2 separate regions of the Mus musculus genome follow, and region 2 is linked to region 1. The links are chromatin loops, found by intact Hi-C in ENCODE. Cell type or tissue: left cerebral cortex. All regions are shown on one strand. Links, peaks and the distances in the headings refer to the core of each region. The heading gives the core; the rest is flanking DNA. Region 1 holds the start of Arrdc4 (arrestin domain containing 4). Region 2 has its middle 81 kb from the start of Arrdc4.

Evidence for each region. Hi-C counts contacts between places; a loop is a spot of excess contacts. Peaks named below come from ENCODE experiments on the same cell type or tissue, not always from the same donor. Only the 100,000 strongest peaks of a DNase experiment are listed, where the experiment ranks them.
Region 2: a loop joins it to region 1, with 2.4 times the contacts of the local background. A loop is called at or near these places in 2 of 42 quality-filtered maps.

What each region holds. Positions count from the first base shown.
Region 1 is chr7:68,743,521-68,752,360 of GRCm38, forward strand. Arrdc4 (arrestin domain containing 4) reads right to left here and starts at 5,718. Exons shown (of 8, transcript NM_001042592.2): 1 at 5,249-5,718; 2 at 1,625-1,691; 3 at 1,262-1,409. The coding sequence starts at 5,546. In left cerebral cortex, for the core only: no CTCF peak of the experiment used is centred there; DNase peaks (open chromatin) are centred at 4,752, 5,031 and 5,892; H3K4me3 peaks cover 1,855 bases; H3K27ac peaks cover 690 bases.
Region 2 is chr7:68,663,717-68,672,556 of GRCm38, forward strand. No RefSeq gene overlaps it. Among named protein-coding and RNA genes, the nearest start is that of Arrdc4, 81 kb to the right of the region's middle. In left cerebral cortex, for the core only: a CTCF peak has its summit at 3,714 (motif pointing right); DNase peaks (open chromatin) are centred at 2,832 and 3,706.

The DNA.
Region 1 (8,840 bases), core at 441-8,440:
CAAAGTGAGCAAAACAACTCAGCTGTTCTGGTCACAAAACTTCAAGCTTTCTATAAAATGCGGCGGCAGGCTAGCTTTTATTATTCATTTATTTTAGATGTTATACTAAAGTCAAGTATCTCTTTTTGACAAAAAGCAAACCTCAATAAGTGATTTTCTGTAAAAACTGTGGCAATTTTAGAGACAGTTTTAAAACTCTACACAAGCTTAAAAAGATATAAGCTACTAATGCCACTGCTTTTCCAAATGGGATTTTAAGAAGCCGTTCAAGGGGGCCTGTGCCAGGGAGCAGGGAGCAGGGAGGAGCGAGGAGCAGGGAGCAGGGAGCTGCCTAACCCATGCATGCACGTCTTTCATCTGTCATCACAGTTATTCTACTTCTTGTGAAAATAAGAACTAACAAACTTTTAGCTCCCAGCTTTTCCCTTGTCTTTAAAAATATTAGTTAGAAAAAGAAACATCTAATCGTAAAACCCACATCTTTCCCACATCAGTGTCTTGATGGGACGATGGGAAGTTTAAGTGATCCCAGCATTATTATCTATGAAGTAAAAAATAACACCATTCATTCATATTTAAATGAAGACCCATTTGGTCCTAGCAGCTTTCATGAAAGTAGAAGGTATAATTTTATATTATTTTGATAATATGGGTGCAGATAAAAGAATGTAGCTCATTAGTCCCCATCTTGCCTATTCTGTTGTTCCTTATAGCCTGATCCTCCTTACCAGCCTACAGTATTCCTGATGATTATTAGAAGTTCAATGCCTTAATGTGGCCAAATCTGTCATAAGGAATGGTAAGTGAAAGGGCTGTGGCAGCAGCTGCACACACTTACTTAATGTTAGAAAATGACATGCAGAATGGAGGGATACATAGCATAATGGCCTGGGCTTCAATAATAGGCTGAGTGTGATTAATACTCTTTCGTAATTACTGCTCCTCAACCTGCTATTATTGGAGAGTTTAGAATGCCACAGTCCTGAGAATATGGCCGTGCTGGTAAAGTAACCCCTCTCTTCTTTGCATTATTGTTATTAAGGCTCATTAATGCATTTCAAGCCTGTGTAACTTTTTGGCAAAAGCAGCCCTGAACAGCAGGGATATAATCAATAGCATTAATACACACAATTTGTAATTTGCCCAACCTAGAATCATATCTTTATAGGGAACGCCTATGGGTTGCATTGTGCTTCCTGAACTGGCGGACAGTGACTAAATGCAGGCATCATTATTGAAAGGAGGGAAGGGCAGAGCTTACCAATAAGGGCGGTGTGTTGACATCCACGTGACTGACAACCTGGAGCTCTCGTCTGACGCTCTGATCTGGAACTTGGGGTCGTTCCAAAACAGCCCTCACACAGTACTGAATACTGCCATACTTCCCAGTAAACGATGTTGCCAAAGGTCTGAAATAAACCAAAGATATTGCTCTATGAGCTTATTTTCAGCTATTCAGAGCCAGGAAAAGCACCCGTTAAAATGTGGGCTAAGGAGGAAAAGAACAATAAGCACAGGGAGGGTCCCACAGATTGGCACACACACTTCAGTGTTGGGGAACACCGGGTGCTCAAATAATGGATGTAAGGCAGGGGGAGGAAATGGAAAACATAGCATCACTTACTCAGACGGAAGCTGAAAGCGAAAGGGAAACTCGTGTTTTCCTGGTTGTAACAAGGTGACACCTTCACCTGAAAAAGACCATACTGCATTTTAACGAAGGCCAGCAGTAAATCACGAGTTCTCACAATCTAAGCCATTTTTAAAAGGTGGTTTTCCTGCCAATACACTCTAAGTACATTAAGCAGACTGAGAGAATTAAATTAGAATTTGTCTTTTACCAAGAAACAACACACACACACACACACACACACACACACACACACACCCCTTTTATCTACAAAATGACCAATTATACAATTATCATAAAGTATTATCTAGGGCCAAAAGTTCGTGTGCGTGTGTAAAATGTACATATGATATATATATATATTGTATTGTAATATATAATATATAAATAAATACAGTATATGTGCATATACAGACACATGTATACACACATACATTAATTTTACTAACATGAGATATCAACATTAAATTGTACCTACAACAAATTGACAAGTTACATGTCTTTAGTTACACTACAATATTCATTCTATGTATTCTTTGAACAGAGGTAGAAAACTTGTTAACAGTGTTAGTAATAGTTATAAACAAAACAGCCAAAGTAGCAAGGGCCAGCTCTTCACCCGTTAGCTCTACTGAGAGTGATGGGGTTTCCCTTCTCCTGTTCCTGATAGCATCCTTCAACTTCATGCACGGATTTGTTACTGAACAATGGCCAAAGTCCAGGAATGGATGGCGTAAGACCAGAAGCACCAGCAGAAGCTATGATGAATCTCCATAGTCAATCTGTTTAATGTGGATTCAGAGTGGAGCCCGTGGCTGCCACTCTGGTCAGTGGCTCCCTATGGCATGTGACAGACTTTCCCTTCAAGATCATAAAAGCTATACATTATGGGTGGAGGTAATCCGATGAGAAAAGATGGCAGACAACTTGATCCGGAATTTGTCTTGCTACCTGAATTTGTTTCTACTTTATGTGGTCAAAACCATTAACAAGATGGGTTTCTTTGGTTGACTTATCAACAACGCAGTATTTCAGTCCTGTGCCTTTAGAGAATAAGAATGCATCACTGACTCAACGAGTCTCCTAAACCTTTCTCTCTACTTTTCACATTAAGGAGAAACAAGGAACTCGGGTCCACTTTGTAAAGAAAGACATCACAGGCTGGTGACCTGAAGGCAACGTGAACAATAACTAGTCAGAAGAACACAGGTTCAGATTACATGGTGTGATGCAGTGTGCATCCCAGAGGCTCCCTACGTGCAGGAGTGGACGGCCACACAAGCCTCAGGAGGGTCTCAGCAGAGCTAGAGGCCTGGAGTCAAGGGACACTTCTGTACCTTATCGCTTCCAAGGGGCTCATTAGGCCCGCAGAGCTGAGATAGAGTGTGATCGCCATGTGACACATGACAAAGTGCACACAAATGTTTAGCAGTGTGGATTTACTGGACTTAAATGGCAAGCTCGGGTGATAATGAGGATGAATACTTCGGTCCTCAAAAGAACAATTGGAGGAAAGGGGAATGGATATCTGCATCAAGTAAAGACTACAGAGTCCTGAAGTCCTGAGACTTCATGGTGGGCCTGGGAGCTGAGGACCAGAATACAGATGAGCGGGTAGAGTTTGGATGAAGGGAACGGGCATGTAGAGTTGCTAGCATACTAAAAAGTGATCAAGAGAGATGAAGAGCCCCTCAAGAAGCAAGCCAACCCAGGCCTTACAGGACTTCAAATGAGAAAACCAATTTGAGGAAACGGACAAACGCTGTAATACCGAGTAAAAAGGTTTCTTTCTCTTTTTAATTTTTATGTTTAATTAGAAACATTCAGAAGATGTAAGGTGTGGCCATTTCTGCTTCTGTTTTATGGCTCTCACTGTTTCCACCTGTCCACTGAGGGCTACAATGTTAAAGGAAGCTGCTTTATCCACCAAAGCCCTTCCAACCAGAGCTTTTCATGAAACCTTTTCATGAGCCCTGGGATCTAGAAACATTGTAGAGGGGACGAGAGGGGCTGTGTAAGGTCACACTCTGGTGGGTGCCTATGAACTGAAGCTAATTCTCTGCTTTGGTCCCTGGGACTTTCTTATATCCTTGGCTATGAGCCTAGCCTTTAATGGCTGAGCCATCTCTTCGGCCGAGGTGTCTAGGTCTTTCTATCACGATCTTTTTTCATAAGGACTTGAAGTGGTTCAGGCACAATGATAGTAAGTGGCTCAATAAGAATAATAATTTTAAAGAATATTCTGGGAAGATTTTTAAAACATAGATCCAACAGTTTAAAATAGATCCTAGGGGTCAACAGTTATTTAAAAAAAAAAAAGATCACCCTAGGTCATTGAATGATAACTAGTTTATGAAGTTAATGACCCTGAGAATCTGTGTCAAGTTGCTAAGTTCTTCCAAGTTGTAAGTATGTGGGGGAAATGTTCCCCCACTCCTTAAATAAAAGCTGACTTTAAGCAAACTATAACCATTGCTAACACATTCTAGGAAAACTGGCAGCTGTCTAGATGTAGCTGTTTCATTAGAACAAAGCAACAAGATCTTACTTGTGAGTCAAAACCTATTTGTTAGCCCAGATGTTACCAAAGCAGCGTTCAGTTCTCATCCTTACAGGCGCAGGGGCCGAATCTTAAACAGAAACCTGGTTACCTCTCGCTGCCACGGCCTTCCCTCCAGTCAGCCACCTTTAACATCCTTGTTGGTTATTAATCACTGGGAGAAAAGACTCCTGGAATCCACAGTGAGGAAAGGACATTAAAGCAGGTAGAGCTCTCACCTGCCACACCCCATTATCCAAAATACAGCTCTCGTTAGGCACATATTTGAGGATTTATCTGGACACCATTGTACTTCTCCACAGGAGGATACGATGCACTAGGTAGTAAGCTTAAGGCATTTGATAGGTCCAAGATGATGAGGCAGACAGATAGAAGTTTACAATAGTTTCCACTGAGAGAAGACTGACTCACGGTTACTAGCATTTTCATGATGAAATGCAATCACATGAACCCAACATACATATGCATGGGCACTTCTGGAAAAGTCAGAAATGGCCCAGATGGCAGGCATTGTCTGCAAAGGCCTTTCTGAATGGGGAGAGGTAAGAGGAAGGGGAGCTACAGCAATGGATGGCTCTTAGTGAGATTCATGTTCCCCAGTGAGGAGACACTTCTCTCGAACTACCCAAGTACCACTTCCCTTTTCCCAAGATTTAGTTTTCTGTAAATCATCATGAACCCGGGAGTGTCTAGGGCCAGGACAGGCAGGAGCAGCAGGCCATCAAACTCTGGGCACCACATAACAGAATGTCACCAATTCCACCTTCCATGCCTCCAGGTGAGGAAGGACCTAGAACCCAGACAGTCAGATGGCGGGTTTCCATGGCAACGATTCTGTAATAGGTTACTAGAAGATCGCAGGAAGCTAAGTTCAAAGGTACACACCAACACAAAAGGGTCTGGCCTCCTCCTAGAAGCCAGGTAGGGGCACAGGCTTGGCCTCCTGCCCTTCCCCCGTGACAGCAGATGACTCCCCTTCCAGAAGCTTCCCTCAGTGCCACCCAGCACCCAGGGACGCGCCCCTTCCCGCCCCCCTCCCTGGGGATCTCCAAGCTCACCAGCTGGGGCCTCCAGCAGACTCAACCGCAGGTTCAAGTATTCCACTTCTGAGGAGGCTGCGGGAGAGCCCCCACCGATGCAGACCCTGGCCCCAGCGCTCGGGCCCCAGGCAGAGGTGGCACGGCCCTGGGCCTCCAGGCGCAGTCCGCGCAGGGCCACCGGCTCTGCCGCCTCCAGCAGCACGTGCCCGGCCACTGTCTCGCCGCTTGAGTAGCAGCCCTTGCTCTCATCTTCGAACACTAGCCCCAAGCTCTTGACACGGCCCCGAGGACCATCGGCTCCCGCCTCGCCTCCCATTCCGCCAGGCGATGCGGCTCTGCCACCAAGATCCGCAGTGGCCCCAGGTCGGGGTAGCCGGCTCCGCGACGCTGCTGTCACGGGCGCCGGCCGCACACCCAGGGCCACTACGGCCACAGCGCCCAGCCGGGTGAAACACCCGCACTGGGGCCCTGTCTCTTTAACACACCCCACTGGGACTGGAAAGGGGCTGACACGGCCCGCCTACAGAGCACTGCCATTGGCCAGTCGCGAAACCTGCTTCTTTCCCATTGGCTGTACATGGCCACTTAGTCATTTCATTGGCGCCCCCACACCAGGCTGAGCAGGACGGTGGTGCGTGATCAGGAGGGCTTCACCAATCGGGAGACACCATAGTGCACGTGCACAGGACCTTTATTGGTGGGAGCAAGGCACAGTCCTGGGCCACAGACCAATAGTGAGGCAGTGCGCCCATGTGGACAGAGGATGGGAAACAATATCTGTTAGGGAGGGGGCGGTTCCCGGCTCACCGGCGCATTGGTGTCAGCGTTGCTATGGTTATAGTGGGGGCGGGCTTTCCAGCTCAGAGAGGCTAGAGTAGTTTGTACTAGAACATGAACTTGTGGCTGCAGCAGGCCCAGTTTAAGATTACTTCTGCAGAGTGCCCAGCAAAAGGTTTCTTGGAAAATGGAACTCAGGAGTCTCGCTTTATGCTGGCTGCCTTGGAACTTTAAAGCAGATATCAGAATCTGCTAACTTTCATGATTCTGAGCCACACCTCTTTGGGTCTCAGACAGAATTCCTGTACTAGCTGAGAGCCAATGTCTTGGAAGAATGCTGTGATTCTTAGTGCTTTTGTCCTGAGAAGTTCTGTTCCTGGTTGCTGAAGTCCAGCCAGACTCCGTCTCTGGTTCTTCTGCCTCTAAATAAGGTCGTGGTTTTAAAACAGCACCTGCCACTTATTGGTGCTGATGCAAACAGAAGGACTCCATTATTGACTGAATAATACTCTATTTGGTCGTTATATACATGCATAAGTTGTAAAGTGTGCAAATATTATGTCTGGAAAAAAAGATCGATACTTGACACACAAGTGCCCCACCCAAAAGGATTTCGTAACCCCGGGATCATAGTCCTAGAACATGCCCAGCTGTCTCCGTGACTTGTTCCCCAAACCCACAGCTCTTCTTGCTGGTTTCTTTTTAATTCACACCGTTCTAGATAGCCTTTTGGTATCTAGAATATTTAAATATGTGTAATTATTTGTCTATCAATTTGTAATCCTTTATTTCCCCTCGTTAAAATTCTAAGTGCGTAAGCTGTTATCAAGGTTTGATAATTGAAAATTGAAACTGAAGGATATTTTCTTTCCAAGGCTCTGAAAGTATAGGTTGTTTTACTGCACTCTTTTGAGTTTAGATGATCAACACGGGCATTTTTATTGTTATCTATCTATTTATTCATTTGTATAATATTTCTATTCTTGAAGAAGTCCATGCATGCATGCAGTATATTTGCTCATATTCTACCCCCATTCCTCCCCTAACTCCTTCCAAACGCATACTTACCTCCATATTCTAACTTCACGTCCTCTTTTCAAAATTGTTGATTTAATTTAAAGTGTGGTTTGCTGTCATAGAGCTCACTGGTGCTCTATCTGTGCTGCTCATACATTTGAGCAGAGGCCATCCACTGCAGCATGGTTGACCTGCCAGGAGTCACACCCTCAAAGAACACTGTAACTTTAGTAAGGCTTTAGGGTGTCCAAAGATTCTTTAACACTTCTCAAAGAAAGTAAAAAGAGCCATAAATCCAGCCCTGGGGGTCCCGAAATACTACCCTTGGGTTCCTGATCACAGTGTCTATAATGGTCCCTGCTTCCTTTCCTTCACAGCACAGCTTGATCTTAAACATGTACTTGCACGGTGTTTATTGCCCCCACTGAGGACAAAGACTTTGCTCTCATGCATTGTTTTTTAACCTTTTGTATCTAACACAGAAGCAAGCAATACTCAATCAATGTGTGTTAACAAACACTGAATGATGGATCACAACCACCGGTTTTGAGACAGATGAATAGTGCTGGACCTCTTACTGATCTTCCACTGGCTCCAGGGAGAGATGTTCTCCTCAAAATTAAGTGTCTAGGAAAGAGGTGAAAGTTCACTGACATGCACAGACTGGCACCAGGACAGAACTGTAGACATGGCATCCCATGCTACCAGAGACCAAGATTTTGGTTTTTTGCTTGTTTGTTTTTTGCTTGTTTGTTTTACTAGGTTTGGAGATCCAACCTAAGATTTTTTGCAAAGCAGGCAAGCTCTCTCTCTCACTAAGCCACATCTCCAACCTTTAGGTTTTAGAGACAGGGTTTACACTAAGTAAATATGGGTAGTTCAGGTGTCCAGACCCCCTCTCTCTCCTAAGTGCTAGCATTTATAAGCACGAGTCATTGTGCCAGCAATGATTGTGCCAGTAATGATTTTAGACTATAGGCACCTGGATGTGTGAGCAAGAGCAGTTTAGCAAATGTAGTTCTTGGGGCTGGTGAGATGACTCAGCAGGTAAAGGCACTTGCCATAAAGCTGGACCATCTGGACTTTGAGGCCCAGGACCTACAGGTGAGAGGGAAAGAACTACTCCTGCGAGCTGTCCTCTGTCCTCCACATGCATAGCATGGCATGAACATGTTCATACATAGACACACACTCTTGCTCTCTCTCTCTCTCACACACATGCATATGTATACACACATATAAAACGTTATGTCAAGTTTAGTGTAATGTATACACACACACATAACACAGAAATACACACATAAAACTTTATGATGTGTGTTTGCATGTGTATGTGCTTATGTGTGTATGTCACTTATATTTCTGTTTAGAAGTGTCAGGACTAATCATTTGCTCTTTTATTGATAAGATTATATTGTTTTGGTGTTCTGCTGTTTGAATTATTTTTTCATTAATTAATTCACTTTCCATCCTGATCATAGGACCACTCCATCCTCTCCTCCATGCCCTACTCTTACAAATTCTTTCCACTATTACCCCCTCCCCTTCTCCTCTTTGGGCCCACCCTACATTGGGACATCAAGTTACAGCAGGACCCTCCTCTCCCACTAAGGCCCAACTGGTCAATCTGGCTAGGGGACAGGGATCAAATATCAGGCAACAGGGTCAGAGACCCCTGCTCCAATAGTTAGAGGACCCACATGAAGACCAAGCTGCACATCTACATCAATGTATAGGGAGTCTAAATCCAGTCCCTGCATGCTCTTTGGTTGGTGGCTCAGTCTCTGTGAATCCCCATGGCCCTGGGTTAGTTGAT
Region 2 (8,840 bases), core at 372-8,371, 80 kb before region 1:
CCATCATTGAAAATCATTGATGTGCAGGCCTTAAATATACTTACCACATGGATACTTGGCCAAATTAACATCCAGGTAGGTAGGCAATTTCCTTCTTTGACGTACCATACTTAGCATATTTGTCTGTATGTTAGTTATTCTGTGGGTGTGGCAAATGTACAAAGTACATGCTTATATCAGTGATTACCTGGTGTTTTCTAGGGGGGTTGCCATATTGTCTTGGTGTTTGCATAAGTAGTAGACAACTCTGAACTTAACACCAGAAACCCTGAGTATGGGACTCAGTCCTGCCAATGTCCTGAGTAATAACCTTGAGCATATCATGCGACTTCTCTGGGCTCCAATCTTTCCCTTTTTAGTGACCACAGTGGTACTACTTTGAGGGCCAAAAGCTTATCTGTAAAACAGATACAGAGCAGTATGGCTGACCTGATGGAAAATGAGGAGTGGAACCAGTCTCCCTATTTATGATGTCTCCAAGCCTTAGTTTATTTCCTGGGTTACAAGCAGCATCTCCACGGTGCTGACTAGTTTTTATGCCAATGTGACACAAGCTAGAGTTATTTGGAAGGATGGTCTCTCAATTGAGAAAATGTCCCCACCAGATTGGCCTGTGGGCAAGCCTGTGGTGCATCGTTTTAATCGATGACAGATGTAGGAGGAAATCAGCTCACTGTGGGTGGTACCATTCCTGGGTAGATGGTTCTGGGTATTATAAGAAAGCAAGCTGAGCGTCATGGAGAACAAGCCATGAACTGGTCTCTGCCTCAGTTCTCTGTTTAGTATTATTGGCATGGCTATAGCATCTAGACCAGTGGTTCTCAACCTTCCTAATGCTGTGACCCTTTAATACAGTTCCTCATGTTGTAGTGACTCCCAATGATGAAATTGTTTCATTGCTACTTCATAGCTGTAATTTTGCTACCAGTGTATATCATAATATAAGTATCTGATATTCAGAAGATATGAAACCTCATTAAAAAGTGTGTGAACAGAAGTGGATGCTCACAGTCATCTATTGGATGGAACATAGGGCCCCAATGAAGGAGCTAGAGAAAGTACCCAAGGAGCTAAAGGGGTCTGCAACCCTATAGGAGGAACAACAATATGAACTAACCAGTACCCCCCAGATCTTGTGTCTCTAGTTGCATAAGTAGCAGAGGATGGCCTAGTCTGCCATCACTGGGAGGAGAGGCCTTTGGTCTTGTGAAGATTATAATCCTCAGTACAGGGGAATGCCAGGGCCAGGAAGTTGGAGTGGGTGGGTGGGGAAGCAGGGCAGGGGGAGGGTATAGGGGACTTTCAGAGAGGAAACTAGGGAAGGGGATAGCATTTGAAATGTAAACAAATACAATATCTAATAAAAAAAGAAAAAGAAAAAAGAATTAATAATAAAAAAAAGTGTGTGACTGTATTTACTGTGGCTGAGGGGCTGTTGGCTACATTTTCTAGATGCTAAGAGCTTTGTTCACTATGAAGGCACATCAGGGTGTGACTCCTCAGTCTGTCCCTTTTAAGTGAGTTAGGAGGGTGGCAGCAGTGACTTTCCACACAGTGTGATTCAAGCTGCCTCTGCTTAACAGTGGTGCAGCCTCAGTGGCAGAGCTAATTCCCCCATTCAGTGTCCTGGAACTTTCAGAGAGCCATGCAGAAAGGGAGATGGTAACATCTTCAGCACCTTGGAATCTGCATTAGAGAGTGTGGGTTAAGCCTGGTGGTAGTGGTGCACGCCTTTAATTTTAGCACTGGCAGGCAGAGGCAGGAACATCTCTCAGTTCAATGCTTGCTTGGTCTACAGAGTGAGTTCCAGGACAGCAAGGGCTACACAGAGAAACCCTGTCTTGTAAAACAAATAAACAAACCAAGGAGGAGGAGGATGAAGAGGAAGAGGAGGAAGAAGGAGAGGAGGAGAAAGAGGAAGAGGAGGGAGAGGAGGAGGAAGAGGAAGAAGGAAAGAACTGAAGTATGAATGTATGAATATCCCCATACAGACTCTAAGGACATGATCCCAAAGGGAGTTTGCCAAAACTGTGCCTTTATACCATGCCTGCTGTGAACCTGGAGAAAACACTCTTTGCGTTTCTCATATTTCAAATGGAAATGCCCATCTATATCTAGTGTGTTTCTTGATGAGATTAATCTGAAGCTATGTACTGATAAAGTTGAAAGCCATTCTGAGAATGGGGATCATGTGATAGATTTGTCACCCTTGCTATCATCACCACAGGCAGACTGAAAGTGAGTCAGCCCCCTACCCTCCTGTTTACCTGGGTGAAGTTGAGTAGACACCAGTGTATGCGTGGAGGGTCGGGGGAAGAGAGATCAATCTCCAGGATGCTGCTGAAGCATGCACACTGGTCCTTGCTATCAGGGAGGCAGAGAGTGAGACTGAATGCTGGCAGAAGACCTCTGTTATTAACTTCAGCTAAGTTTTCCCATCCCTGTTCATTCGGCTTCAAGATATTCTTGTATCCATACAAAGAGAGGACGTGCTCTGCACCCCCAGTGCCTACAAAATAAATCTGTACACTAGGAAATCAGATTACAGCAGATATCAGAAAATGACACGAGACAGAAAAACATGAGAAATCAAGTTTCAGGGTGTAGGTTTTATCAGAGGAAGTCAGAGGTAAGCAATACCCGCTTGTTTCAGAAGGCCCATGCTTGAAATAAAATGAGTGCTTGCTGGGGTGTGTGGTTTCTTGTCGGCTCGCTCCGATGTGTGAGGTACAAGAGGCCACAGGGTGAGTATCAGGATGGAAACGATAATTATTTTTCATAGCAATGTCTTCTCAAGCTTCAAAGAAAGAGGCTTCTCTTCTAGCACATGCGAACATCAATTCGGGATCGCAGGAAGGTAATTTTCACATGCAAATGCATATGAGTTGAAATGAGCAGAGGCGAGGAGCAGACTGTTAAAGAGACACTGTTCCCCCTCTCTTTCAGGAGGAAGCAGTGAGGGCTCAAAAGGTGCAGCTAGTTTTGAAGGAGGAAAGGTGACAACCTGGCGAGTCCCTTTACTCTTGTCCTTTCATGGAGCTTTACAAGAACTGTTTTGTCAGGGATTCGCCTTGACAGAAAACAGAGCGAGTCGGGGGGGCTTTTGGATGTGGAGTCAGATTTGCCTGCTGTCACTTGGCTGTGGGACCTAACGAAGTCACAGATTCTGAGAATTTGGCCTTCTTCATTATAAAGGACACTGTCAGGTCAACAAGCGCACACTGTGAAGTCTCCAAGAGTGTGAACCACTGACTACAAACCCGAGATAGGAGGGGGGGGGGCAGCATAGATTCTTGCGCTTTCTAAACTAGTACTCTCGACACAAATTCCTCATCCTGCTATCTCTTTTAAGAACATCCCTTCTAAAATCAGACCAGGACTCTGGGCTCAATGAAAGACACGGAGCTGTGCCACACCGGGACTCCCTCTGCAGAACCTGCTCTTCCAAGCTTAGAATGAGGGGTTTCCCTAATGTGCCTGCAGGACCATGTGCCTAGAGTAATGCTCAGGTATCCTTTCACCTACCTGCCCTGTTTAGAGAACATAGGAAGTCCTGCTCTGTGCGACCCCCCTCCCCCCTTACACTCCCGGCCCCTGCTCCTGGTCCAACTCCAGAACTGTTGTTGTTGTGTGTGTGTGTTTCAGGACAGCGCTGCTTTATCTGAGGATCTCATCTACCTGGAGGAACACATTTCACAAGGCTCCACAGGAGGGCGCTGCCTGTGTTCTGCTGACTTTCTGGAAGTTGTGAGGTTAGACCCAGTTATCCACTGGACAGGGACAGGAAGTAATGGCAAGAAAAAAAGGAATACCACATCATAAGTGTGTGAAGATTAGGTGTGCATATAACAAAGGCATTCCTGCTGTTTTTCCCTCCCCTGCACTTGGAATTAAGATCATCCCTCAGTTTCTCTCAGCTCAGTAATTCTCTGGGGCTAAGAAGAAGGATCAAGTTGTCTTAGCATCTTACCTTTGGCCCCTTGAAAGCCTTTCTTTGAGAGGAAGCAACTTTCTTCAAAGGATTGGCTTATTGTCTTGTTTGAATTGATGCAGAAAGGGGTTTAAACGCTCACTTTAACAAGACATCACAGTCATTTTGGAAAGGGCTGTTGAGAAATACAGCCTTGCAACATTCGTTACGTCTTATGCTTGTGGTTAGCTTAGAATTACCCAAGAGGGCTTCACTCCGATACTGGGAATTTGGGGTCAGAAATGGAATGAGATCAAGTGTTCTCCCCTTCCCTTCCAGCCCACAGTCTCTCAGTGTTTTTTTGCCCTCACAATATGTGACCATTAAGAAGAACCACAAATGCCAGGGTTTTAGCATCAGAGGAAGCAAGCAAGTCCAGGCAATTTTTCTTTTAGTCTGTGTAAATAAACAATTGGTTTCTTTTCTGTCTAGTCATCACCCCCTGCTGCTGCCCACAAAAATACTCTTCTCAGTGTCAGCTAAGCCCGAGTGTAGACATGTTGCTACTTGGCCAGGCTGCTTGAATGTGGGTCCCAAGGAATCAGATGACCTTAGCTTGCCCTCACAGGAAGTGCTGAGGTTAACACGGGGATTTCAGTCACCTCACAGATCTGTCTGTTGGTCAAGGAGCCCTTTAGTGTGCGATGTACAGATAATAGAAGAGCTGGCTCAGTGGTTAGGAGTGTTCACACTGCAAGTCCTAGGACCCAAATTTGGATCTCATCACTCACATAACCATTCTGACAGACCGTCTCACACCTGTAACCCCCAACGTCTTACACCTGTAGCCACGGCACCGAGGGGAGTGGAAACTGCCATCAAGAAAAACCAAAACCAAAACCAGAGGACAAGGACAGCTGACAGCCTTCTCGGGCTTCCATTGGACACACAGTAGCATATGCCTCCCCCCATGTGTATACACACGAACTAAATAAAAACCAAATAAAATAAATAAAGATGATAGAATCCTGGCTGAACATACCTCTGGCTTCAGCTGAGTTGCTCCTAACAGCTTGGCAGATGTGTAACCAGAATGAAGGTTCTACCTAACTAACCTGTATTTCTGTTTGTAAAACAGAACAAGTTCACGTAGATACAAAAAGTCCCTCAAGTAGCTCTTTCAGTGTCTTTTCTGTTAAGGCCATGATGGCAGAGGGAAAGACAGAGCAGGTAAGTGTCTCCTAACCTTCTAATAGGTGTTGCTCATTTAAGGAAAAATGATATAAATGATTCTGAAAGGTAGTGAAAATGCATAACTAAGGTTCTCAGGACCCAAGGAATGGCATACAACTGAATTTCCTGGAATTTTGTTTTGCAACATTTACCTCTTATTAGGAGTTAAAGAAGCCAGTAATTTGGAAATGCAAAGGGACGTGGATAGAAAGAGCCCCAGGAAGAGCTTCCTTTCTGTAGTTCACAGGGAACTTTTGTACAGCAACTGACCTGCTCTGCCAAAATATCATGGCATCACCTATAGCTTCACTATTAAGCACACCAGCCAAAGTTGGGAATTAAGTCTCATCCTTGTAAAGCTGTAATGGGATAACCCAACAGCCCCGTCTGGTACAGCAAGGAGGAAAAGGTAGGACTTTTACACCTGCTGGTAATGGCTCCCCAGCTCACTGCTGTGCCAGTAGAAACCATGGAGGGAGATGAAGCTCCACCTCCATCCAGGAGTAGTAAGGAATCCTCTCTTCCTTGAATGTTACAAAGATCAAGGGGAGAACTGGTATTTCTATGCCTTTCTGCAAGTTATAAGAACCAACTCTGTCCTTGCCAGAGAGGTTTGAATGAAGGCTAGCAAAAGCATACGATTAAAATAAAACATCGTCTCAAAACCGAACACAAAATGCATTCAGGGGAATAACACGTGTCATTCAGTAAACTAGAACTACTTCAACCCAAATGAAAAATGCAATCAATGCCAACATCAAGGTGGCAGAGACATAAAGAGCTTCTCACGAAGATTATTTAGTATAGGCAATCTTACTGAGTGGGGACAGATATGTTCATAATGAATGCAGGCAAAACCTTGACAAATAAAGAACACACAGAAGCCCAGATTGAAAGATGCATCTTGGGAAACTGAAGAACCTGATGGGAGCACCAGTGGGTAGAGTGCGCCGAGCAATGGTGGGGGTGGGGAGAAATAAGGGCAATTGAAGAAAGAATAAGTGAAATTATCCAATTAGTATAATAACAAAAAAATATCTAAGACCTATGGGAGTCTGAAAAATATCAATTGTCTGTGTTCTAGAAGCCCAGGAAAGGGGAGACAAAGAGGGAAAACTTGGAAGAGTATTTTGGCTGGACAGTGGTGGTACAAATTTGTAATCACAAGCAGATGCAGATGGATCTCTGAGTTTGAGGCCAGCCTGGTCTACAGAGTGAGTCCCAGAACAGCAAGTGCTACACAGAGAAACTATTTTGTGAAAAAACAAAAACAAAGAAGAAAAAGTATTCTTAGAAAAATGGCTGAATACCCTGAATTTGGCAAGAGACATAATTTTATAGATCCGAAACCTGAGAAAAAAACATTTCAAAGTATATGACACACACCCTCAAAAAAATACCAAGATGTGATAATTAGCCTTCTAAAAACTGAAAGGAAAAAAGATATGGAAATTGCAAGAAAGAAGCCATACATTTTACAGGGGAAGAACATTAAAATGGCTAAGGCTATCATCAGAAACAACAGAAGTGCTAAGAATGGGGAAAAATCAACTCATCAATGTGGGATTCTATACTTTGCCAAAACAATCTTTCAGGAATGTACTCAACACATTTTAAGAACAAGAAAATAAACCAAATTTATCCTTAGCCAACCTACTCTCACGAAATGGCTAAAATAAATTCTCTAAGCAGAATGGAAATTAAAAAAAAAGTCTTGAAATACTAGGAAAGAAGATAAAATGCCATGGGGAACTATGGGTACATATTGTAAACTTTCTTTCTCTTGAAGTTTATAAATCATGTTTGTTACTTAAAACAAGCTATTGCATTGTCTGAAAAATTTCTAAAAGTATGAAGAAAAAAATCTTTAAAAATAAATTAAAAACAGTCATCTTAGTTAGAGTTTCTATTACTATGGTAAGATACCATGACCAAAGGAAAGTTGGTGAGGAAAATGTTTATTTCATCTTACAACCCTTAGGTCACACTCTGTCACTAATGGGAGTCATGGTGCAGGAACTCAAGCAGGGCAGGAACCTGGAGGCAGTGCTAGTGCCAAGGCCGTAGAAGGGTGCTGCTTACTGGCTTGCTCCTTGTGGCTTGCACAGCTTGCTTTTTTATACAGCGCAGAACCACCAGCCTAGGGGTGACACTGCCCACAGTGGGCAGGCCCTCCCACATCAGTTAATTAAAAAAAATGCTCTACAGACTTGCCTGCAAGGCATCCAATAGGGGCATTTTCTTGTTTGAGGTCCTCTCTTTGCAGAATGCCCTAGTCACAACACAGATACGCAGACTTTAAAGGGAAGTGAGTTTTATAGGTTTGATTATAATTGATAAAACAACTGAATTAAGCTATACTATCTATATCTATCATTCATATATATATATATATATATATATATGTATATATATATATATACACACACACAAAACACCTACAGAAAACACTAAAAAGCTATTAAAGTATATATATATATACACACACAACACCTACAGAAAACACTAAAAAGCTATTAAAGTATATATATATATTGAACCCACAATGGCTAAACAAAATTTGAATTTCAAAAAATGTTTGAGTAATTCATTTGTGATAGTGTTATGTCAACTTGAGTCATCTGAGAAGACAGAATTAAGCAAATGTTTCCATAAGATTGGGCTGTAAGCAAGCGTGTAGGGCATTTTCTTTTTAGTAGTTGATGAGTGAGGGGCCAGTCAGTTGTGGGTGATGTCATCCCTGGGCTGGTGCTTGTGAGTTCTATAAGAAAGCAGGCTGTATAAGCCATAATGAGCAAGCTAGTAAGCAGCATCCCTCCATGGCCTCTGTATCAGTTCCTGCTTCCAGGTTCCTATCCTCAAGTTCCTTCCTTCACTGTTTTTGATGATGAACTGTTATATGGAAATATGAAGGAGATAAATCCTTTTCTCGGGCGTGGTGGAACACGCCTGTAATCCCAGCACTCGGGAGGCAGAGGCAGGCAGATTTCTGAGTTTGAGGCCAGCCTGGTCTACAGAGTGAGTTCCAGGGCAGGCAGGGCTATATAGAGAAACCCTGTCTCCAAAAACAAAAACAAACAAACAAAGAACAAACAAACAAAAAAGAATTAATGTGCCGGGCGTGGTGCCACATGCCTTTAATCCCAGCACTTGGGAGGCAGAGGTAGGCTGATCTCTGAGTTTGAGGCCAGCCTGGTCTACAGAGTGAGTTCCAGGACAGCCAAGGCTACACAGAGAAACCCTGTCTCGGAAAAAAAAATCCTTTTCTCTCCAAACTGCTATGATGCTTTAATAAACACACCATACCAATTCATTGAGGGAAAGGAGAGAAAAATCAAGAGGGCTAATGAACAGAATATAAACACACCCACACACAGGTATATTTCAGCTACAATGTATCAAAAATCATGTTAAATGCAGATTATGTAAACATTTAAACTAAAAGAAGTTGACAGTATGAATTTTGAAATAAAGTTCCGAACTGTATGATGTTTATAAGGAATTCACTACCAAAATAATTCATGGATATTTTAAAAGTAAAAAGTTGACAAAAAGAAAATAATATAAATACTTTTAAGGAAGAAGAACTGGCTGTATAAATATTGGATAAAAAAAGACAACAAAGCAAGAAAATTACCAGAGGTAGAGAGGAGTATATAGTAGTTTGAATAAGCATGGCCCCCACTAACTCATATAT